Regions from separate parts of the Homo sapiens genome. Here region 1 is linked to region 2. A link is an interaction called in ENCODE POLR2A ChIA-PET data of the cell type or tissue named here. Cell type or tissue: K562. All regions are shown on one strand. Links, peaks and the distances in the headings refer to the core of each region. The heading gives the core; the rest is flanking DNA. Region 1 has its middle 16 kb from the start of EZR. Region 2 overlaps SYTL3 (synaptotagmin like 3).

Evidence for each region. ChIA-PET counts read pairs that join two places held together with the same protein. Peaks named below come from ENCODE experiments on the same cell type or tissue, not always from the same donor. Only the 100,000 strongest peaks of a DNase experiment are listed, where the experiment ranks them.
Region 1: POLR2A ChIA-PET joins it to region 2 with 9 read pairs; 8 of 35 experiments call an interaction of 5 or more read pairs at or near these places.

What each region holds. Positions count from the first base shown.
Region 1 is chr6:158,829,301-158,841,282 of GRCh38, forward strand. It overlaps the pseudogene OSTCP1. Among named protein-coding and RNA genes, the nearest start is that of EZR, 16 kb to the left of the region's middle. RefSeq lists enhancers at 5,965-6,655, 6,656-7,346. In K562, for the core only: no CTCF peak of the experiment used is centred there; a DNase peak (open chromatin) is centred at 6,441; H3K4me3 peaks cover 406 bases.
Region 2 is chr6:158,741,479-158,753,460 of GRCh38, forward strand. It overlaps SYTL3 (synaptotagmin like 3), which reads left to right. Exons shown (of 18, transcript NM_001242394.2): 12 at 4,002-4,180; 13 at 10,450-10,552. Among named protein-coding and RNA genes, the nearest start is that of MIR3918, 17 kb to the right of the region's middle. In K562, for the core only: no CTCF peak of the experiment used is centred there; no DNase peak of the experiment used is centred there; H3K27me3 peaks cover 366 bases.

The DNA of each region.
Region 1 (11,982 bases), core at 4,746-8,745, 87 kb after region 2:
GGGAGGCCGAGGCAGGTGGATCACAAGGTCAGGAGTTCAAGACCAGCCTGGTCAACATGGTGAAACCCTGTCTCTACTAAAAATACAAAAATTAGCCAGGCATGGTGGCACACGCCTGTAGTCCCAGCTACTCGGGAGGCTGAGGCAGGAGAATCGCTTGAACCCAGAAGGTGGAGGTTGCAGTGAGCAGAGATCGAGCCACTGCACTCTAGCCTGGGCGACAGGGCGAGACTCTGTCTCAAAAAAAAAAAAAAAAAATTTAAGCCTTCTGATAACCAGGGAAAACAAATTTCTGTAGCAGGTAACGAATGTTACCTGACCCTGTGGAATCTTACTGAATATCAAAAGGACTCGTTCCAGAAGGAAGTCATCTTGTAATGTCCTGGGCAGTGCTTCACCCTAGGCTGAAACATGGGCCACATACTTCATTCACCAATCAGTGAGCTATAAGGGAGAGCAAGACAGATAAATCTTGAAGTTTACGCTTAACTAAAACTTGGCCTTTGGCTGTTTGGGTTTTCCCAGACTTCCCATGAATTTCCATGAAATCAGCATTGTCACTTTGTCAATCTGCCGTTCCCAGCCACCTACTCAGACTGGGTCCTCAGGTCACCCTGAGAATGTGACTGGGGAATACAGAGACTGGGACGTGGAGTCCAAGGGCAACTGACTGTAAGGTCTGGGTCTGGTCCTAGTTCTGCCATTGACCCTGAGTGTTGGCACAGCGGCCATCTGAGGGACGTGCTAGCTGGGAGGTAGGCTGGCCAGCTCTCAGCTTCTGCGCATGGCTGTTGCTATGCTAGAACATGAGCCCTGTCCTGCTACCTGTCTCATTTTCAAGAAAACCCTGAAATCCTGATTTTTATGTGACATTTCCCAATTCTTTTTTCTCTTTGAGATAGTGTGTCACTCTGTTACTCAGGCTGGAATGCAGTGGTGCATTCTTGGCTCACTGCAACCTTGAACGTCCAAGCTGAAGTGATCCTCCCACCTGAACCTCCTAAGTAGCTGGAACTAGAGGTGTATGCCACCATGCCCAGCTAATTTTTAAATTTTTTGTGGAGATGAGGCCTCACAATATTGCCCAAGTTAGTCTTGAACTCCTGAACTCAAGCAATCCTCCTGCCTTGGCCTCCAAAGTGCTGGAATTACAGGCATGAGCCGCCACCGTGCCCAATTCCCAGTTCTTAAATATTGGCAAATGAGTTACAGTTTTTTTCCAAGATCCTCTGCAAGCCAGATGAGACGTGTGCAGGCCAGATGTGTGTTCCTCCCTGCCTTCTGCTCTGCAGATCCACTTAGTGTCTGTCCTATACGTGGGTTCAACCAGGTAACTTTTTTTTTTTTGAGACAGAGTCTCACTCTGTCGCCCAGGCTGGAGTGCGGTGATGTGGTCTCAGCTCACTGCAACCTCTGCCTCTCGGGTTCAAGTGATTCTCCTGTCTCAGCCTCCCCAGTAGCTCGGACTACAGGCGCGTGCCGCCACGCCCAGCTAATTTTTGTATTTTTAGTAGAAATGGGGTTTCACCATATTGCCCAGGCTGTTCTCGTGACCTCAGGTGATCTGTCCGCCTTGGCCTCCCAAAGTGCTGGACTACAGGCGTGAGCCACCATGCCCGGCCTTAACCAGGCAACTTCTAATGTCCCACTAGGCTTCAAAACACTGTCACTCCTGGCATGCTTGACTTTCCCTGGTGACAGTGCTGGCAGGGACTGTCCTCCCTGAGTCTAGGTGTGGTAGAAGACACACAGGCCCATCCACGCAGCCTCTCATTCTGTGCACACGCAAAGGCAGCTCTCGTGGTCGCATTTTCAGTTTGGGGAGTTGTCATGTTGGTAACTGTAGGCCTTAGACTTAAGGGACATTCGAGGAGGGAGTGACCCCCTTTCGTGGTGGACACAACACCCTAAATGGCTAGCCTCAGCTCTTCCTCCCTGGCAGGCCCCATCTATGCTGACCGCCCTGGTGGGGTTCTGAGCTGTACACCCCAACCCCTTACTCTGCCAATAAGAAAGAGTGGCTTCCATGTTTCTGCACACTTCCTTGCCAGCAGGGTTGTGTTTTGCTTCTAGACTGGCAGCGTCCACAGCCCTCTCACCAGTGAGCACCTCTGACGGCTCCACATCCCATCTGCCCCATTGTTGTGGCTGTGAGAGCTGTTCAGGGTTGGTGGAATGACCACCACAGCAGATGGGCATTGAGTGCAGGGTCCCTGCCCTTCCAGGCAGCTTACTTTCAAAGGCACGGCCATTCCACAACACGCTTCTCCTCCTGGATCTACCTACAGCAAAGCTGGGACTATTGGCATGGATTTCCTAAGACTTGCTTTCATTTCGAAATTGTTTTTAAGAAAGAAAAAGTAAAAGCAGCTCCGCACAATGGAAAAGCTACTTTGCATCTCATCTCCAAGTGGAGCTGACCTGGATAGTCATCCCCTGGTTCCTAGGTGGGGCAGGTGCTAACTGGCGGGTGGGCAGGGATGACGCCCATAGGAATGTTGACAAACTGGGTTTTGTGAATCTCCCGAAGCTCAGAACTCTGATGGCATCGATTCTTGGTGGCTCTTCCTCCCTTCTCTTCCCTTTATCCCAAGGTCTGGCCATCGGATCCTAGAACTTGCAACTGAGAAGGGGGAGACCTGGCTTCCATGTAGAGGACACACGATTTCCTCCCCTCTGAGGGGGCTCGTGAGGGTGACTGTCGGGCCTCTCCTGGAGCCTCAGAGAAGGACTCACTTGTCTGTGGGTGAATTTGGAAGGAGAACCTGGGCATACAGAGCCCAGCCCTTTGGCTCACTCTTCCTCTTGGGAGCTGACCCGCCCACTGCTCTATCTCTTCCAGCCATGCATGTTGTGGGGCCTGGTCCCCTGTGGATGGCCCATGGTGGCCTAGAGCTGTCTCTGCCAGGGGGCATATTTGTCTAATTCCATCATGCAGTTTTAGGCAGTCCATTTGCCTGTAGATCGAGGCCATGCCCTCCAACGGTGGCTTTATCAGCAGTAAAACTTGCAGGTTTCATCTCCCTTGTCTCATTCACTGGCCCTTTCACATTGCAACCAGCACCTCTGCTGGCTCCCAGGCTGCTCCGCTGGAGCTGAAAAGAATGAATACCCATCTTCAGCAACTGTATCTTTCCCCCTCTTAACTTAGGCTCGGGAATCAAGCTTCCCCTAAATAATGAATTGGACTTTATTCTCTCTAACCATACCAGCTCTCAAAACATTGGAAGCCAGATTTACTGGGTCCAAATGTTTATGTTTATGGTTAGTTACATCAAAGAGACTTTGTCATTAGTAAAAGTGTTTTAATTTAAGGCAGGAACTTGGTTATGGCTCCTTGAAGACATCTGCTTACATTGCCTGGTGTCTATCCCTGTATCTGACACCCAGAGAGCTTAATAAACATTTTTATTCCATCAGTTTGGTTGATTGAATGAGCCTGGACTTTTTCCTTTGTAACTCTCCAAAGCACTGAGCTCTCAGCAAAACAGAACCAACCAAGATGTGGCGCTGACTGACTCAACTGAACGTTTATCCCCAGAGACTTCTGATAGCGATCCTACCTATTCGAATTGAATCCAGCTCTTTATGTTTTAATTACTTCTTGTTATTCTCATTTTCTTTTCCCCATCATCCTAATGTGTTTAACATGTCTGTTTATATGTATTTTCCATAAAGTATATATTATTTAACGTACACATGCTTTCAATTTATTTATTTATTTATTTATTTATTTATTTATTTATTTATTTTGAGATGGAGCCTCACTGTGTCACCCAGGCTGGAGTACAGTGGTGCGATCTCTGCTCACTGCAACCTCCGCCTCTCAGGTTCAAGCCATTCTCCTGCTTCAGCCTCCCGAGTAGCTGGGACTACAGGCGCACTCCACCATGCATGGCTAATTTTTGTATTTTTAGTAGAGATGGGGGTTTCTACGTGTTGGTCAGGCTGGTCTCGAACTCATGACCTCAGGTGATCTCCGCCTGCCTTGGCCTCCCAAAGTGCTGGGATTACAGGCATGAGCCACCATGCCCAGCCAGCTTTGTGTTTTTAACATTCATTTTTAGAAGTATTTTCTCTCCCCCTTTTCAGAAATATATTCTCCTTCATTTTCCTTTCTTAGCATTTTAGTTTACCATCCACATTTGGGACTTTCTCTGGAAATAGAGTCCACCCTTCTGTGCAGTTAAATTTTATTTTTCTCCATACAGATAGCCAGTTTTCCCAGCTCCATTTACTTCATGATCCACCCTTTTATTATTTATTTATTTATTTTGAAATGGAGTCTCGCTCTGTGGCCCAGGCTGAAGTGCAGTGGTGCAATCTCGGCTCACTGCAACTCCACCTCCCAGGTTCAAGCGATTCTCCTGCCTCAGCCTCCCAAGTAGCTGGGATTATAGGCGTGCACCACCACACTCAGCTAATTTTTGTATTTTTAGTAGAGACAGGGTCTCACCATGTTGACCAGGCTCCCAGCCTCAAGTGATCCTCCCACCCCAGCCTCCCAAAGTGCTGGGATTACAGGTGTGAGCCACCACCGCCAGCCACGATCCATCCTTTTCCCATTGATTTGTGATGTCACCTTTATGGTATATTATATTCCCATGTGTCCCTGGGTCTATCTGCTGGTTCTCTGTTCTGTTCCATTGGTCTATGCATTCTTGCATCTGTGGGCTATGTCTTTGCAGCAGTAGATATTAACCTCTGATGGGGCACATTTTCTCCTCATTGTTCCTCTTTTTTCACCGTGGATCTTCATGAAATTCCACTGTAAGCAAATGAATCTCAGGAAGATCTCTGCAGGAGCTGCTCCACTAAATATTTCACCTTAACTTTTGTCTCTTCATATCATGCTTATTGTTTGATTGTTAAATGTGAAGCATTCTTTATTTTATTTATTTTTTTGAGATGGAGTCTCGCTTTGTCGCCCAGGCTGGAGTGCAGTGGCATGATATCCACTCACTGCAACCTCTGCTTCCAAGGGTTAAGTGATTCTCCTGCCTCAGCCTCCTGAGTAGCTGAGATTACAGGTGTACGCCACCACGCCCAGCTAATTTTTGTATTTTTTTATTAGAGACGGGGTTTCACCGTGTTGGCCAGGCTGGTCTCGAACTCCTAACCTCAAGCGATCCACCCACCTCAGCCTCCCAAAGTGCTGGGATTACAGGCGTAAGCCACCACACCCAGCCAGCATTCTTTAAAAATACGTTTTTGTTATATAATTCAGACTGATGTTTCATTTCTACTCAGTTATAATTATTGTGAGCGTTTTGGCTAGGTACAGTGGCTCACACCTGTAATCTCAGCACTTTGGGAGTCTGAGGCAGGAGGATCGCCTGAGCCCAGGAGTTCGAGGCCAGCCTGGGCAACATAATGAGACCCCCATCTCTATTTTAAAAATTACTGTGATCATTTAAAACATAAATCTCTGAAAAAGTGAATGCTCTATCATTTGAGAAGGGCTCATTTGTTGCTAAAGGAGCTAGGCACACACCCAGGACGATGGCCCAGCTTGCCTGTCGTGTGAGTAACCGGGCAGCATAGCCTTGCCATCTGGACATCCCCAGCCACTCAGGGAGTCATACAAGAACCCTTGTTTCCACTCCAAGGCCTCTGCCAGGCAGGACACACGGTCAGATCGCCCCTGAAGGCTCTCAAGTACTTGCTTGGCATTCACTGGTTCCTAACTTCTGCATTGTTCTCAACTCCTTTCCTCCCTCTCCCACCACATCCTCTGTTCTAATCCCTGACAGTTCCACTTTTATATCCATTTTCTCCTTCCCAGCCTCCAGAGCCCTCTCCCGCCAGCTAGAGCCAACTCAGTCCATCTGAACCCTGTGCTAGCCCCAAGGGCTGACCTGGACCCAACAGCCTTGGGCTGTAGCAGTGGACACGTGTCAGGGTGGCCCGACTTTGGCTTTGTGCTTCGACTTTTTGTTCTCAGCTTGCTCCCTGGATCTGGTCAGTCATGTAACTAGTCTGTTTTCTCAGCCATGCATTATTTATTCTTACTAATTAAGCACACTGGAGGGTCCTGATTATTGGAGCTTTGTTCTCTCCCTCACCTGGGTGCTTGCCAGGTAACTTCCTTCCCCAGATGACCCAGATCCTTGAGAACCTGGGTGGTGTTTGCTCTTCTGATTCCTTCTCCAAGGAATTAAGAGTCGAGCATGTGGGGGTCCTACCACCTATTGACCAATCTCTTGGATGCAGATCACCACAAACTGTAAAAATCGCCTTTTCCACATTTACTGGCTCAGGTTGCTCTGAGGGGTGGATACTAATATCTCCTCCCCACGAAGGAGGAAGCGGGGGCTCAGAAGTTAAGTGGCTTAGCCAAGGTGTGTGGCCAGAGGCGGTGGAGCCAGGGCTGCCCCTATACGGCTGATTGTCACAGCCCTCACTCCTCTCCTGCGTCACAGAGCCCCACCTCCCGGGCCCCACTCCGCCTCGTCCTGCTGCTGGCTGGGTCTGAAATGAGATAAGCCTATATTGAGAAACTCAGTTCCTCCGCCCTGGACAATTACAACAATCTGCACGTTTGCCCCTTTATCCATTCATTCGACCAACGGATCGTCATTAAGCACATCATTTGTGCCAGACAACGCTTCAACATGGCTTATTTTTTAGTTCAGCATTGACTGAGCAATCAGAGCTGTGGTTTGGATTACGGCACGCTCCTGCTCCCAAACCTTCAACGACATAGCTCAGGACAGGGCCTGCTGGAGCCAAGGAAGGCTGGGCAGACTGGGCAGTCAGGGAGAAGCTAGGACCTGGAACCACGCCCATCCGTGAAGCTGGGAAGGCCAAGCACAGTGTGCAGAGGGCATGGCCAGGGCAGGCTGGGGTCTGGGAGGCTCAGCAGCAGGGGGGCAGGGAGGGGCGGGGCATCGAAGAGGTCCCTCAGGGCAGGAGGATGCAGGGCAGGGAGAAGCTAACCAGACTCAGGGAAGATCCTAGGGCCCAGCCCCTCCCAGTCAGGGAAAGAACTCCAGACCCTGTGAAAGGTGAAAAAGGAGAGGAGGGTCCTTCTGCCATAGGACCAGGCTGCTACACCTGCTTTTATAAGGCCGGTGATGCCTTATAAAAATTGAGGCAGGCCAGGCATAGTGGCTTATGCCTGTAATCCCAGCACTTTGGGAGGCTGAGGCGGGCAGGTCACCTGAAGTCAGGAATTGGACACCAGCCTGACCAACATGGAGAAACTCCGTCTCTACTAAAAATACAAAATTAGCCGGGCATGGTGGCGCATGCCTGTAATCCCTGCTACTCGGGAGGCTGAGGCAGGAGAATCACTTGAACACAGGAGGTGGAGGTTGCAGTGAGTCGAGATCGTGCCATTGCACTCCAGCCTGGCAATAGAGCAAGACCCATCTCAAAAAAAAAAAAAAAAAAAATTGAGGCAGAAAAGGGTAACACATCGTGGCTAACACAGCAAGGGGATGCTTGCTTCAGGAAAGATGGGTCTGGAGCCCAGGGGAGACAGCTTGGGTCCCAGGGGGCCTGACTCATTGAGCAGGGGCACAGGAGGTGCCGGGGAGCACACAGCTGACGGCTGCACCCCAGAGTCCTGTGTGGAGGATCCACAGCCCTCCGGGATCCGATCCCCACCGCCGGTGTACCCACCACCCTCTTCTTTCCTACACTGTGGTCATGTGGCCTTCTGCCCTCTCCCAGGCTGATCGCAGTCACCCCTGCTGCTGCTCCTGGACTTGTACTTTCCTGCAGCCCACCTCTTTACTTCCTCAACCCTACTTATCCTTTAAGACCCAGTGCAAAGGCAGCAGACCAGACCTTCCCATTCTGTTTTAGCCACTCCCCTGACCTCAAGTTCTGCTCACTTGCTCACTGCTCCCTTGCCAGCTGTGCCAGGTTCCTAGGGCTGCTGTCACAAGGGACCGCAAACTTGGTGGCTGAAAACAACAGAAATGTATTGTCTCTCAGCTCTGGAGGCTGGAAGTCTCCCTCTGAAACCCACAGGGAAGGATGCTTCCTTGCCTCCTCCAGCTTCTGGTGGCCCCAGGCATTGCTTGGCTTGTGGCAGCATCACTGTCATCCCTGCCTCTGTGGTCACAGCCTCATCTTCCCTCTGTGTCTCTTCTGTCCTTATGGGAGCACCAGTCCTATTGGATTAAGAGCCCGCCCTACTCCAATGTGACCCCAAACTAATTACATTTGCAATGACCCTATTTCCAAATAAGGTCACATTAGGAGGTACCGGGGGTTAGGACCTCAACATATCTTTTTGGGGGACACAATTCAGCCCGTAACACCTGCTATTAGAGTTAGCTATACACAGGTCCGCATCCTTCATGACAGGTCTCCATCCTTCACAGCACTAAGTCCCTTGTCTACCGTTCAGTGGTTTTGGAATGAGACCTGGGTTTGCCACTCACCCTTTGTATAAACTGGAGCAAAATTCCCAAGCAATCTGTCCTTTCCCATCTGTAAAATAACCACAACACCCAGAGTCACTGTGCTACTCATTAGAGTCAATTCATGCACCTGGCGAGTGCCCAGGAAATTTTAATTATAACAATAATACAATAAATTAATAAATGTATTAAAACAATAATAACATTAATCAATTAATTATTAAATAAAACAATAATTAATATTGTGTGTTGAACATAGCAGGTGCTCAATAAATAAACGTTAGTCACCATTTCCTCTAATAGGTATGTACAAAACTAGCCAGCTAGCAGAACACTGGAGCTGAGGAGCTTTTCCAGAGGGAGGGGGAAGGGGTGGCCAACAAGCCCTGGAGGCCCCATCCGTCCCCTGCATCATGAGAATTGCTGAGGTGACTACGTGGCGCTGCCCATTCTTGCCTGGGTGGCAGGGAGATCCCGGTTCCCACTCCCACACCACAGAATCCTGGCTGTCTCTGTGGAAATGTGACGGTGGAGCAGGCAGAGACTCCACACCCGGCTCTGTTCTCTAAGGCTGTGTGTGGGTGTGTGCGTGTATGTATGTGTGTGTCTGTGTGTAAGGGCTTGGAAGACAGAGGCCAGAAGAGCCAAGAGTCCTTCCAAAAGGATCTGTTTCAGGCTGGGATGAAAGACGGCAACCACAGCATGCCCTCCGGCTCTGCAGGCCTTCCTGGTTTCTGTGGAGAACCAGATTCTTCTGTGGAAAGAGGATGGGTGGCAGACGCAGCCAAGCATTTGGAATCAGAGACCTGGGTCTGAAACAGAACTCTACCTTTGATGAGCTGGGTGACCTCAGTGACCGCAGCTTTCTCTCAAAGTGGGGCCGATAAAATCTGCCCTATCAAAGAAGAACATGATACAAGTGCCAGCTGTTAATATTTATGTCTCATTGTTGCCAACCCTTGAAGATAGGTTTCCAAAGCACATCCACATTTACAAAGTACTGTCACAGCTTTGCTTTGTTTCGATTTTCATTTAGACAACAAGAAGTAAAAAACAAAACTAAACCTTTTAATTACTATTAGAAAGAAAGGAATATGTCTAAGCTTCAGTATTCATCTGCAATGGGATCAAACTTGGCCTCCTTTATCCTCTGCATATTTTATGAACATCCAAAAATATATGCTTCTATTTCGAGGGATTTCCTCTTCTTCTTTAGTTGCTTCTTTATTTTTCTTTTTCATTTTTCTGACCCTATGTATTATATTGAAGAATTTCTTCTTCTTTTTTTATAATACATTTTATTTATTTATTTATTTATTTATTTATTTATTTATTTATTTGAGACAGAGTTTCACTCTGTCACCCAGGCTGGAGTGCAGTGGCACGATCTTGACTCACTGCAACCTCTGTCTCCTGGGTTCAAGCGATTCTCTTGCCTTAGACTCCCAGGTAGCTGGAGCTATAGACCTGTGCCACCACTCCCAACTAATTTTTTTTTTTTTTTAAGTAGAGACAGGGTTTCACCATGTTGGTCAGGCTGGTCTCGAACTCCTGACCTCAAATGATGGGCCCACCTCAGCCTCCCAGAGTACTGGGATTACAGGCATGAACCACTGCGCCCGGCGAGTTTCCTCTTCTTAAGAGCAAACTCTGACCCAGCATATGCCCTCATTAGACTTTAAACAAGACAAATCCTTCCATAGTAGACACTAATCATCATTTCCTTGAGGTTTATAGGTAAACTGTTTTAAGGTGACATACCTAAGTGGATGCAGGTTTTTAGAAAAGAAGATAGTGAAGGAATTTTATCCAGAAATCACACGTTTGAGAGACAGACATCATTATAGCAGATCAACACAGACACACTGCAAAACATGAGTAGTTTGGCCGAGCGTAGTGGCTCATGCCTGTAATCCCAGCACTTTGGGAGGCCGAGGTGGGCGGATCACAAGGTCAGGAGATCGAGACCATCCTGGCCTACATGGTGAAAACCCATCTCTACTAAAATACAAAAAATTAGCTGGGCATGGTGGCGCAAGCCTGTAATCCCAGCTACTCAGGAGGCTGAGGCAGGGGAATTGCTTGAACCCGGGAGGCAGGGGAATTGCTTGAACCCAGGAGGCAGAGGTTGCAGTGAGCTGAGATCGCACGACTGCACTCCAGCCTGGTGACAGAGCAAGACTCCGTCTCAAAAAAATAAGTTTTATTATTAAATTTAAACTTTCCAGCAAAGCCAGTGAGGGTGATGGATAAGATGCACATAGATAACCGGAGAGAGGCACAAAGTGTGATGAGGTCAGAGAATAAATAGCTCACATTCTTTGAGGGCAATAAGGACCTAAAGTCTTTCTTCTGTTGTGGGAGAGATGAGAGCCCAGATAAAGAGAAGGGAATAAACTATGGCAGGCTGGTGATCTGAGGTAGAAAAGCAAGTTTCTTTTTTTTTTTTTTGAGATGGAGTTTTGCCCTTGTTGCCCAGGCTGGAGTGCAAAGCGTGATCTTAGCTCACTGCAACCTCTGCCTCCCGGGTTCAAGCAATTCTGCTGCCTCAGCCTCCTGAGTAGCCAGGACTACAGGTGCCCACCACCATGCCCAGCTAATTTTGTATTTTTGGTAGAGATGGGGTTTCACCATGTTGCCCAGGCTGGTCTCGAACTCCTAGGCTCAAGTGATCCTCCCACCTAGGCCTCCCAAAGTGCTGGGATTACAGGTGTGAGCCACTGTGCCTGGCCAGGGTGAGTTTTTTCACCCAGTAATTTTTGTTCCCTTTTATTGGCCTGAACTTGTCTGAATCCCCTACCCTCCTCCATACATACATACTAGCTACTAGAAGGTATAAAAGAGTAGGAAATAAATGTCTTAAATCTTTCCAGATTAACAAATTTGTATTGAGCTCTGATAACTCTAATGAATCATTGAGCAACACCAAAGTTTGAAAATGGTTGATCTCACTTGAGATTAACTTTGAATGTGTTGCTCCTGGTTTTGCAATTACCTGACAGGTTCTTCCTGTCTGCTGCACAAAATTAATCCATTGAGACCATGGCATTGCAGTAAAGAAAGAGTTTAATTGATTTGAGGCTGGCCATGCCACATGGAAAAAGAGACACTACTCAATCTCCCCAAAAATTCGGAGGCTAGTACAGTTTGGAGGCCAAGTACAGTTTAGTGGGCAGGGAGCTAAGGAAGGGACAATGCTGATTGGCTGGGGAATGCAATCACAGGACAGTGGAGAACGGCCCTCTTGTGCTAAGTCCACTTCAGGGTGGGGACCCCCAGAGGAGTTGCTGGTCTGGCTGGGGCCATCTGGTAGTCAGCAATGCAAAAGCCTGAAAAGACATCTCAAAAGGCTAGTCTTAGGTTCTACAATAGTGATGTCATTTATAGGAGTAACAGGGAAGTTGCAGATCTTGGGACCCCCGGAATAATGGCTGGTAGTCATTTTTTTTTTTAATTAGAAAAATTATTTATTTCTGCTCCTTTCATACATCTTATTGTTCAGGAAACAGTCTTACATACATATCTGAAATAATCTACCGTCACACACTCTAGTTAAAGGCAAAGCACCATAGGTAAACCTGATCAGCTGTCCAGAGTTCTCAGCTTA
Region 2 (11,982 bases), core at 5,250-9,249:
GTGCATCTCATCAATTTGTTGAGCATACTTCTCAGATGTAATGGTTTCGCTGGGATTCAGAAAACTGTGGTGGATCAGACTGACAGCAGACCACCAAACAGTGACCAGGACCTTTGGTGCAAGTTTGGCTTTGGGAAGTGCTTTGGAGTTTCTTCTCAGTCCAACCACTAAGCTGGTCATTGCTGGTTGTCATATAAAATCTACTTGTTGTCACACATCACAATCTGATTGAGAAATGGTTTGTTGTTGTGCAGAATAAGAGAAGACAACCCTTCAAAATGATGATTTTTTTGACTTTCACTCAGCTCATGAGGCACCCACTTATCGAGCTTTTTCACCTTTCCAATTTGCTTCCAAGGCTGAACAATCATAGAATGGTCAGTGTTGAGTTATTCAGCAACTTCTCGTGTAGTTGTGGGAGCAGCTTCGATGATTGCTCTCAATTGGTTGTTGTCATCTTCCGATGGCCGCCACTACGCTCCTCATCTTCAAGATTCTCATTGCCTTTGCAAAATTTCTTGAGCCCCTACTGCACTGTATGTTTTGCTGGACCAAATGCATTGTGGATGTTGCGGATTGTCTTTGCTGCTTTATGATCCATTTTGAACTCGAATAAGAAAACTGCTCAAATTTGCTTTTTGTCTAACATCATTTCCATAGTCTAAAATAAACATAAACAGCAAATAATCCATTATTAGCAAAAAAATAAATAAAGCGAGAAATGCCCATTAAAATGATGTATAACATAACCACATTTATTCAAGAATGTATTCCAATATCAAATAGCAAATTCCAACAATGCAAAAACTGCAATTATTTTTGCACTTTTATTATGCTTCATAGAGAATTTGCTTTTGCTCTTAACACACAGAGTGGAGGCAAAGAATCTTTATCTAGTCTGAGGCTGAGCTGATTCAAAACTGGGTTTCCATTGATGAAGACAGGTCCATTTCCAGATGACTCTTCCTCCTAGTAAGGAAGTCTTTGGAGGATCCCAGCTGAAGGTCTGGATATTTACCAAGCCCCTTCCCTGTGATAAGCCTGAAGGCCAGTTTTTTCCTCTCTAGTAAGATGAAACTGCTGGAAGCATTTTTTTTTTTTTGCTTTTTTTTTTTGAGATGGAGTCTCGCTCTGTCACTCAAGCTGGAGTGCAGTGGTGTGATCTTGGCTCACTACAACCTCCGCCTCCTGGATTCAAGCTATTATCCTGCCTCAGCCTCCTGAGTAGCTGGGACTGGACTACAGGTGTGTGCTACCATGCCCGGCTAATTTTTTTATTTTTAGTAGATATGGGGTTTCACTGTGTTAGCCAGGATAGTCTAGATCTGCTGACCTCCTGACCTCATGATCTGCCCGCCTCGGCCTCCCAAAGTGCTGGGATTACAGGTGTGAGCCACTGCGTCCAGCCAGCTGGAAACATTCTTAAGCTTCTCGGCCCCTCAGCCACAGCTTCCAGTTCAGCAAACGCCTTGAGGAAAAGGCAGCATCTCGGTACTCGTGGATTTGCCCTGTCTCTGGGACCTTAGCTCCTCAGGTTCCCCATGACTTCGTAGCCTTGAATGCTGATTTTGCCCCCCAGTCCCGTTAGACTGCTGAAAACTCTGCTGAGCTTCTGAGTCTCTTTGCCATTTCATTTTGATTGACATCTTGGCCGTCCAGCCCTTGGACGTGCAGCGGTAGTGATTCAATGTGCTCCTGATGCAAGGAGAGTCAAGCAGGTCAGTAGGATAGAATCAAGTCCTGTGTTGCTTACACAGGGACTTATGCCTTGAAGTGAAAGGCAGCTCCGGATGTCAGGCTTACTTCCATGTGCTTCTCTTCAGCATCTTGGCCCCTTGCATCCTGGTGGTCTTGGCAGCTCTACAATCTCTTGAAATAGTTTAGTTGTTTAATTCAGCTTTCTAATTGTTCTCAGCAGAAAAGTGTGTGTAACACCATTTAGTCTGACATAGCCTGAAGCTGAGTCCCATGACAAATGCTGTATGATTCATTAGCTTCTCCGTTCATCTACCTGGTTCTTCTCTCAGGCTGCTCACACCTTTTGCCAAGCTCCTCTGTCCATTCTCTTCTATCTTCACTTCTCATACCTCACTCACTCATGCTGGTGCACCAGTCCAAGCTTTTTTTTTTTTTTTTTTTTTTTTTTTGGTAGAGATGGGGTTTTACCATGTTGGCCAGGCTGGTCTCAAACTCCTGACTTCAAGTGATCCGCCTGCCTCTGCCTCCCAAAGTGCTGGGATTACAGGCATGAGCCACTGTGCCCGGCCTGTGCCTTTTTGAGTGTGTAAAAATTTTACATTGTTTTCCATTTTAACAGTGGAATGGTGTTGACAGGTGAGATTTTTCAGAGCCAGTGACTGGATGTGGTGAAGCTTGTTTTGTTCTTAGCATTCATCAGTTCAGGTTCCAGCCTGTCTGATGACTTGTTGGTATTGTTTATTGTTTGTTTGTTTGTTTTGAGATGGGGCCTCACTCTGTCGCCCAGGCTGGAGTGCAGTGGTACAATCTCAGTTCACTGCAACCTCTGCCTCCCAGGTTAAAGCAATTCTTATGCCTCAGCCTCCCAAGTAGCTGGGATTACAGGTACGCGCCACTTGCCTGGCTAATTTTTGTATTTTAGTAGAGACGGGGTTTCACCATGTTGGCCAGGCTGGTCTCGAACTCCTGACCTCCAGTGATCCACCCTCCTTGGCCTCCCAAAGTGCTGGGATTACAAGGGTGAGCCACCACGCCTGGTCTCAGTTGCTGTTTTTTTTTTCTATTTTATCTTTCCCTTGTGGTTCTGACTTTCTGCCCCCAGGCTTGTTTTTTTTTTCTTTTTCTTTCTTTTTTTTTTTTTTTTTTTTGAGACGGAGTCTTGCTCAGTCGCCCAGACTGGAGTGCAGTGGGGCACTTTCCACTCACTGCAAGCTCCGCCTCCTGGGTTCACGCCATTCTCCTGCCTCAGCCTCCGGAGTAGCTGGGACTATAGCTGGGACGCCACCATGCCTGGCTAATTTTTTTTTTCTTTTTTTGTATTTTTAGTAGAGATGGGGTTTCACCTTGTTAGCCAGGATGGTCTCGATCTCCTGACCTTGTGATCTGCCTGCCTCGGCCTCCCGAAGTGCTGGGATTACAGGCGTGAGCCACTGCACCCGGCACTCCCATGCTTGTTTCTTAGTTTCTTTTCAAGATGTTTTATAGTGTGGAGGAGCTAGTTGGGAATTCGAAGTAGAAATCAGTTAGGCTTGTCTTCCTATAAAAAGGCAGCACAGAGATTGGTTGCATGCAAAGTATTTAAGCACGTTTAATAGTGATAAGGTAGCTGATTGTATCTTTTAGGCCCAGGAATTTTGTGCTAATTAATAACATTCATTAGCCTCTCCTTATCTACATCGTATAAGCTTGGAGTACCCTAGACTGTGATGATAGTTTTATTTTTCATTTTAGGTAACCAGAAAAATTCAGATACAATTTACTGTTACCATTGGGTGCACACTTTACTTGCTTTATTCTATTTATTCCTCACCATAGCCCTGTGAGATCAGTATGGTTTTTTCCAGTTAGACTTTGCCACAGCTAATGAGTGGCAGCACTAGCATTTGAGTCCAGGTCTATCTGATTCCCAGTCGCAGCCACTTAGCCCCAGACTGTGCCGCTTTCCGCATAGCTGTCCTGCCATGGATATTATCTTGGCCTCCTGGGAGTGATCTTGCAGAATTGCATAGGAGCTAGTCCATTTCGCCCCAAGCAATTTGTGTTAAAGAATGAGATCGTGTAACATTTATTGCTAGGCAAAAACTGTATCTAGGCAAGAGAGGGCCTTCTGAGGATTCTCTGTCTCCTTGAGATAGAACATGTGGCAACTTATTTTGGCAAAGTACAAGCTGGTGCATTATTAACTTGATGTGAGTCAGGATACATGCTGTATGAGTTTTTATTTATGTGCTGTCTTGAAACCAGAACATCAAAAAAGTGAATTAACTGAAGTAACTTATTATATCTGTTATTCTTGATTTCAGGGAAGTTTAATTAGCATTGACAGCACCTGTACAGAGATGGGCAATTTTGACAATGCTAATGTCACTGGAGAAATAGAATTTGCCATTCATTATTGCTTCAAAACCCATTCTTTAGAAATATGCATCAAGGCCTGTAAGAACCTTGCCTATGGAGAAGAAAAGAAGAAAAAGTGCAATCCGTAAGTTGTTTTTTTTAAGTTTAACATGAGACATATTGATTCCAAAATGTATATGAAAAAGTAAAAGTCTAAGAATAACCAAGACAATTATTAAAAAAAAAAACAAAATGAAAAGGCTTACTTCAAGTATTATTATAAAGCTGTAGCAATGCAAACAATGTGTTATTGATACAAGGACAGAACAAGTCAGGAAAGTAGAATCAAAAGTCCAGATACAGACCTTAGCGTATATGAAAACTTACATGATCAAGGAGTGTCTTAGTCCATTTCGGCTGCTGTGACAGAATACCATAGACCAGGTGGCTTATAAACAAGACAAATACATATCTCACAGTTCTGGAGGCTGGGAAGTCGAAGCTCAAGGTGCTGGTAGATTTGGTATCTAGTGAGGGCCCCCTTTCTGGTTCTTAGATGACTGTTTTCTTGTGTCCTCCCATGGTAGAAGGGACAAGGCAGCTCTCTTCGGGCCTCTTTTATGAGGGCACTAATCTTGTTCATGAGGGCTGCACCCTCATGACCTAATCACTTCCCAGAGACCCTACCTCCTAATACCATCACATTGTAGGTCAGGCTTCAACTATGAATTGGTGAGCGAGGTGGACATAAACATTCAGTTGTGGAGCTATTACAGATCAGTGGGGAAAAGTGGACTTCAATAAATGATGTTGAAAAATTTGGCTTTCCACGCAGGAAATACAAAATTAAAATCTTGATTCACACAATCCATAAAGAGATTTAAAATGTTATTCTCACTGACAGACATGAAAAGGTGTAGCACCATTATAATAATAATAATAATAATATTATTATTATTATTATTATTTTGAGGTGGAGTCTTGCTCTGTCACCCAGACTGGAGTGCGGTGGCGCAATCTCGGCTCACTGCAACCTCCGCCTCCCGGGTTCAAGTGATTCTCCTGCCTCAGTCTCCTGAGCATCTGGGACTACAGGCGTGCACCACCACGCCCAGCTAATTTTTGTATTTTTAGTAGAGACGGGGTTTCACCATATTGGCCAGGCTGGTCTCGAATTCCTGACCTCGTGATCCACCCACCTTGGCCTCCCAAAGTGCTGGGATTACAGGCATGAGCCACCACACCCGGCCAGCACTATTATTTTAATGTGCATTTCCCTTATTACTAACAAAGATGAGCAACTTGTTTTAAAAAAAAAAAAATAGAGACAGGGTCTCACTATGTTGCTCAACCTGATCTTGAACTCTCAGACTCAAGCAGTTCTCCCACCTCAGCCTCCCAAAATGCTGAGATTACAGGTGTGAGCCCAGCCTTTTGAGCCACTTTTTATATATGCATTTGCCACTTAGGTTTATTTTATTTTGTTTTTTTGAGACGGAGTCTTGCTCTGTTGCCCAGGCTGGAGTGTATTGGCACGATGTCAGCTCACTGCAACCTCTGCCTCCTGGGTTCAAGCAATTCTCCTGCCTCAGCCTCCTGAGTAGCTGGGATTACAGGTGCCCGCCACCACACCTGGCTAATTTTTGTATCTTTAGTAGAGACGGGGTTTCCCCGTGTTGGCCAGGCTGGTCTTGAACTCCTGACCTAAAGTGATCCACCCGCCTTGGCCTCCCAGAGTGCTGGGATTACAGGCATGAACCACTGTGCCTGGCCAGGCTTATTCTTTTGTGAGTTTTCTATTCATATCTTTTGCCCATTTTTCTTTTTAAAAATTTAATTAATTAAAATTAATTTTTTTTTAAGAGACAGGGTCTTTCTTGCTTTGTCACCCAGCTTGGAGTGCAGTGGTGCCACTATAGCTCACTGCAGCCTCAAAGTCCTAGTAGGCTCAAGGAATCCTCTCACTTCAGCCTCCTGAGTAGCTGGGACTACAGGAGTGGAGTGCAATGGCACGATCACAGTTCACTGCAGGCTCAAGCCATCTCCCTGCCTCAGCCTCCTGAGTAGTTGGGAGGCACATGCTTGTAGTCTCAGCTATGTAGGAGGCTAAATTTGTAACTTTTTTTTTCCAGCTAGATTTTTTAACTTATTTTTGTAGAGACAGGGTTTTGTTCTGTTGCCAAGGCTGGTCTCAAACTCCTGGGCTCAAGCCATCCTCACACCTCAGCCTCCCAAAGCTCTGGGATTACAGCCATGAGCCACTGCACCTGGCCTCCCATTTTTCTATTGGATTGTTTATTGTTTTATTTATTTACCAGAGGCTTTTTGTTAAACCTAATTTAAATAGGTTTAAAAATTATTTATTAGTTATATGTATTGTACGTATTTTATCCATCCTAGCTGTAACTTGTTTTCTAACTTGTTTATTATGACTTTTCTTGTAGAAAGTTTAATATCAAATGTATCAAGCTTTTCCTTTAAACTCTCTGCTTTTTGTGTCTGTAGAAGAATTCCTGTGGCACCCAAGGGTTTAAATACGTTCTCTGGTTTCTTCTTATCGTTTTTTTTTTTTTTTCCCCACACTTAGATCTGTTCACATTACAAGCGGAATTGATTTTCTATATATAGTTTAAGGCAGGGGCCTCAGTTTTGCCTTTCTTTTTTCTTACATGGGGAACTTCTGGCATACTGTTTTAATTACCAGCTAAAGAGTGATGATGGGAAAAGAAATCAATTGTTGATTTAATCAAACTCTCTTCTGCTCTGAAATTTTTAGTAGCTCTTTAGTACCAGACAAATTAAGTACACATTTCTATAGCACTTGTGGTTCCTTCGTAACAGAATCTCTCCTATTGTTCTAGTCTTAGCTTTTATTATTACTCTTCCTGTACCGTCTACCTCAGGAAAACTGGAATAGTCTTTGCCCCAAAAGTATTTCCTGACTTTTAAATTTCAAAATTTGAGGAATGCAGTTAAAGCAGTGCTTATATTTAAAAGAAAAAGACTTAAAATGAATTATTTAAACCTCCACCTTAAAATGCTAGAAAAAGGCTGGGTGCTGTGGCTCACAACTATAATCCCAGCACTCTGGGAGGCCAAGGCAGGTGAATCACCTGAGGTCAGGAGTTTGAGACCAGCCTGGCCAACATGGTGAAACCCCATCTTTACTAAAAATACAAAAATTAGCCGGGCATGGTGGCAGGCACCTGTAATCCCAGCTACTAGGGAGGCTGAGGCAGGAGAATCCCTTGAACCAGGGAGGTAGACGTTGCAGTGAGCTGAGGTCACACCATTGCACTCCAGCCTGGGCAACAAGAGCAAAACTCCGCCTGAAAAAAAAAAAAATAGAGAATACTCAAATACCAGTATAGGAATGAAAGAAGAGACAACATGACAGCACTTGCAGACATTCAAGTATAATAAGGGGGTCAGGCTGGGGGCTCATGGCTGCAAGCCCAGCACTTTGGGAAGCCGAGAAGGGTGGATCACCTGAGGGTCAGGAGTTCAAGACCAGCCTTGCCAACATGGTGAAACCCCGTCTCTACTAAAAATACAGAGAAAATTAGCCAGGCATGGTGGCATGTGCCTGTAATCCCAGCTACACAGGAGGCTGAGGCAGGAGAATTGTTTGAACCCAGGAGGCAGAGGTTGCAGTGAGCCAAGATCATGCCACTGCACTCCAGCCTGGGTGACAGAGTGAGACTCCCTCTCATTAAATAATAAATAAAAATTAGCCAGGTGTGGTGGCACACACCTGTAGTCCCAGCTACTTGGGAGGCTGAGGTGGGAGAATCACCTCAGCCCAGGAGGGCTGTGATTGTGAGCTAAGATTGTGCCACTGTACTCCAGCCTGGGCAACCAAGTGAGACTCTGTCTGAAAAAAAAAAAAAAAAAAAAGAAAGAAAAAAATATATAATAAGGGGATATTATGTAAAACTTTGTGCTAATAAATTTAACAGCTTAGATGAAATGAACACCTTCTTTTCTTTCTCTCTTTTTTTTTTTTTTTTTTTTTTTTTAAGAAATGAGGTCTCACTATGTTGCCCAGGCTGGTCTCAAACTCCTGAGCTCAACTGGTCCTACTGCCTTAGCCTCCCAAGTAGCTGGGATCACAGGTGCACACCACCGTGCCCAGCCAATTAAAAAAAATTTTCAGTAGTGATGAGGTCCCACTATGTTGCCCAAGCTGGTCTCAAACTCCTGGGCTCATGCAATCCTTCCGCCTTGGCCTCCCAAAATGCTGGGATTACAGGCATGAGCCACCACACCTGGCTGAAATCGACACATTCTCAAGAGACACAAATTGCCAAAACTGACATGAAATGAAATAGAAAACCTGAATAACTCTATATCTGTTAAAGAGATTGAATTGGTAATTTGGCATCATCTAGAAGAGTTGAAGGGGCATATACCCTATCACTCCTGGTTATATGCCAAGAGAAGTGCTTGCACATGTGCACCATGAGCAGAGGGAAAAACTAGGACATAAGACAAATGTTCATCAACAGGATAAATGACTTGTGTATTCATTCAGTGGAATGATACGTAGGATTAGAGATGAATGAGCGGCAGTTACAGCAACATAGATGAATCCCAAACATAATATTGAGTGAAAAAAAGCAAATTATGGAAGAATGTATACAGAATGATCCCATTTATATAAAAGTTCAAAAACAGGGAAAACTAAGCAGTACATTGTTTAAGGAGACACATCAAAATGGTGAAACCATAAAGAAAACCAAGGGGGTGATAAATATAAAATCCAACGTGGTTATTACCTGGTTACGGGCAGGACTGTGATAGGGAAGTCACTGGTTATGTTCTGTTTCCTAAGCTGGGGGGCAGGGGTACATGGGTGTGCACTTTATTATAATGCTTCCAACCGTATAGGTATATTTTATATATTCTGTTTTACATATTTGAGATTGCATGAATGTGTAATGCTCAGTAACTTAAGAGTAAATGAACTGTGAAGAATTAGAGATGGAGTTTTGAGGGATTTTTTGTTTTGGTTTGATTTTTTGAGACAGAGTCTTGCTTTGCCGTCTAGGCTGGAATGCAGTGATGTTATCATGGCTCACTTCAGCCTTGACCTCCTGGGCTCAGGTGATCCTCCAACTTCGGGCGTCGAGTAGCTGGGACTACAGGTGCACACCACCACACCCAGTTGACTTTTAAATTTTTCGTGGAGATGAGTTCTCCCTGTGTATTGCCCACGCTGGTCTCAAATTCCTGGCTTATGGAATCCTCCCTGAGCCAGGTGCCTGGCCAGTTTTTGGGTTGTTTTGTTTTTCTTTTTTGAGATGGAATTTCGCTTTATTGCCCAGGCTGGAGTGCAGTGGCGCGATCTCGGCTCACTGCAACCTCCATCTCCCAGGTACAAGCGATTCTCCTGCCTCAGCCTCCTGAGTAGCTGGGATTACAGGTACATGCCATCATGCCTGGCTAATTTTTGTATTTTTAGTAGAGACAGGGTTTCACCATGCTGGCCAGGCTGGTCTGGAACTCCTGACCTCAGGTGATCCGTCCACTTCATCCTCCCAAAGTGCTGGGATTATAGTTGTGAGCTTCTGCGCCTGGCCTCCTGGCCGATTTCGAGTATTTTCACAAAAAGCTTAACCTAGGGGGAAGAAGAGACCCAAGACTGGGGCTAAAGAAGGGCACAGATAGAGGAGGCTCACTGTGATTTTTTACTTTGGAAAGTAGAGCCTGTTTCTAGCCTGTGGAGAGGGGGCTTGGGCTGCTGCTGGTTGGGGGGTCATTGCCATCACTGGGGCTGCCAGAGGAGCCATGAAGGGCAGCGTAGGGGCCTGTATGGAGGGGTCAGCCTAGAACAGGACAGGACATGTCTTCCTCTCCGCCTGGATTTCAGGGGCTGGGTGAGTGCAGATGGAGACATCTGTCATGCTGCGTGCGACCTCTAGACTCAGCAGAATCCCACTTCTCAGCGGTTGGGAGGAGCAGAGTCTTTGAGGCCCCTGCAAGGAAACAGCACAGTGCGAGGCATATGCTTTCTACTTCCACTTTTTTTTCTTTTGCAGGTGGTGGGTGGCAGAAGGGACGGGAATCCGGCTCATGGCCTTGACATCCAGGCAGGCGAGAGAATCTCTAGTTCCATGGTCTTCGCCAAATGGAGTAGGGCCTGAGGAAGGCAGGACGAGCTTCACACCCCCAGGAATATTCCAGAGGGTTATGTGGCTAGCATTTGACCATAGACTGCATGGATCAGAAGCTGCCCACCCAGCACTAACGTTGCTCACTATTAGGCTATTAAGTCCTTTCTATCAACCCAAAAATTCCAGCAGGAAGCCTGGTAAAGAAAACGCTGGCATGTGGGTTCTCTGCTGCCCCCAAACTCTTTATCCACCCCTTTCCCTGAGTTCTCACTCTGTCCCCGCTGTGTTTGGCCCCTAGGTATGTGAAGACCTACCTGTTGCCCGACAGATCCTCCCAGGGAAAGCGCAAGACTGGAGTCCAAAGGAACACCGTGGACCCGACCTTTCAGGAGACCTTGAAGGTACTTGCTGGACAGATATTCCTGTGCAGAGTCCTCCCGAGCCCGGGTGGAGCGCCTGGGGCAGAGTCCAGTGGATGGTGCTTTCAAACTCTTGACTCAGTTAGATATAATACAGACACCTATATGTTTCTTCGCAGCTCTGTCAATCAGTGTTAAGTTGGTAGAAAATAAATGTCAGCCTTTGTACAGGAAAAGTGCAGAGTCTGCCAGACTCAGGAATGGCTTTTGATTAATGATTTCTGAGAAGATGGTGAAAAAGAACCTGGCTGCCTCTTTGTCTCGGGCTAACACCGGGGCACAGGATAATTTTAAACATTAGTTTGTCTTAGTGAATGTTTCTGTCAAAGAGGTGCTCTCAGACAGAGTGCCCTGAAAATTAAACTCCTGAGTTACTGTCTTTGTAAAAGTGCCCCTTTATTGTATTTCTGACAAACTCAGGTTTCTTCTAATTTTATTTTTTTTAAATGAATCCTTTTATGAAAAATCTTACAAAGGAATTGTTTGGGTTTTCACTTTCTATGATACTAGGAAATGTGATTGATGGTTGAGGGCAGAGATGGGGCCATGCGCTCTGATGTCGGGTGGAAGGCTGCAGCTGAGGTCTGGTATCTGCAGAGAGCTGGCTGTGGTGGCCCCAATCTTGGTGCAGGGTGAGGGGGGTAGCCCAGAGCTGCAGAGGCTACCCTGCCGGGGCTGGGCAGCCAGAGGTCCCCTCGTCTCATGCCTATGACAGGAGAGGGCTTTGTTTGCCTTTCTTGGCAAGTAGGGGGTGTCTGTGAGCTGCCAGCCAGGGGCCATCTGGGCAGCTGGCACAGAGCCCTGAGTTCATTAAATAATAATAGCCCTTGTTTCCTGGGTCCCTACTGTGGCCAAGTGCTTTATATACAGCCTGGGGTAATTATTAGAATCCTCATTTACCCACGGGGAAACTGAGACCTAGAGAGTCCTTAGAAATACAGCTCAAAGCCACAAAGGACTGGCAGTTCTCAAAATTTGTGTGCGTAAAATCCCATGGGGATTTACATTTTTAAAACATTTCTTCTTTTCTTTTTTTTTTTTTTTTTTTTGAGATGGAGTTTCACTCTTGGTCGCCCAGGCTGGAGTGCAGTGACATGATCTTGGCTCACTGCAACCTCCACCTCCCAGGTTCAAGCGATTCTCCTGCCTCAGCCTCCTGAGTAGCTGGGATTAAAGGTACCCACCACGATGGCCAGCAAATTTTTTGTGTTTTTAGTACAGATGGGGTTTCACCATGTTGACCAGGCTGGTCTTGAACTCCTGACCCCAGGTAATCTGCCCACCCCGGCCTCCCAAATGCTGAGATTACAGGCTTGAGCCACCACGCCAGGCCTAAATTTCTTATTTTCTAAGATGCCCCTGTACTTAGAACTGGGGATTTTTTTAAAATGCAGATTCTGGGCCGGGCGCGG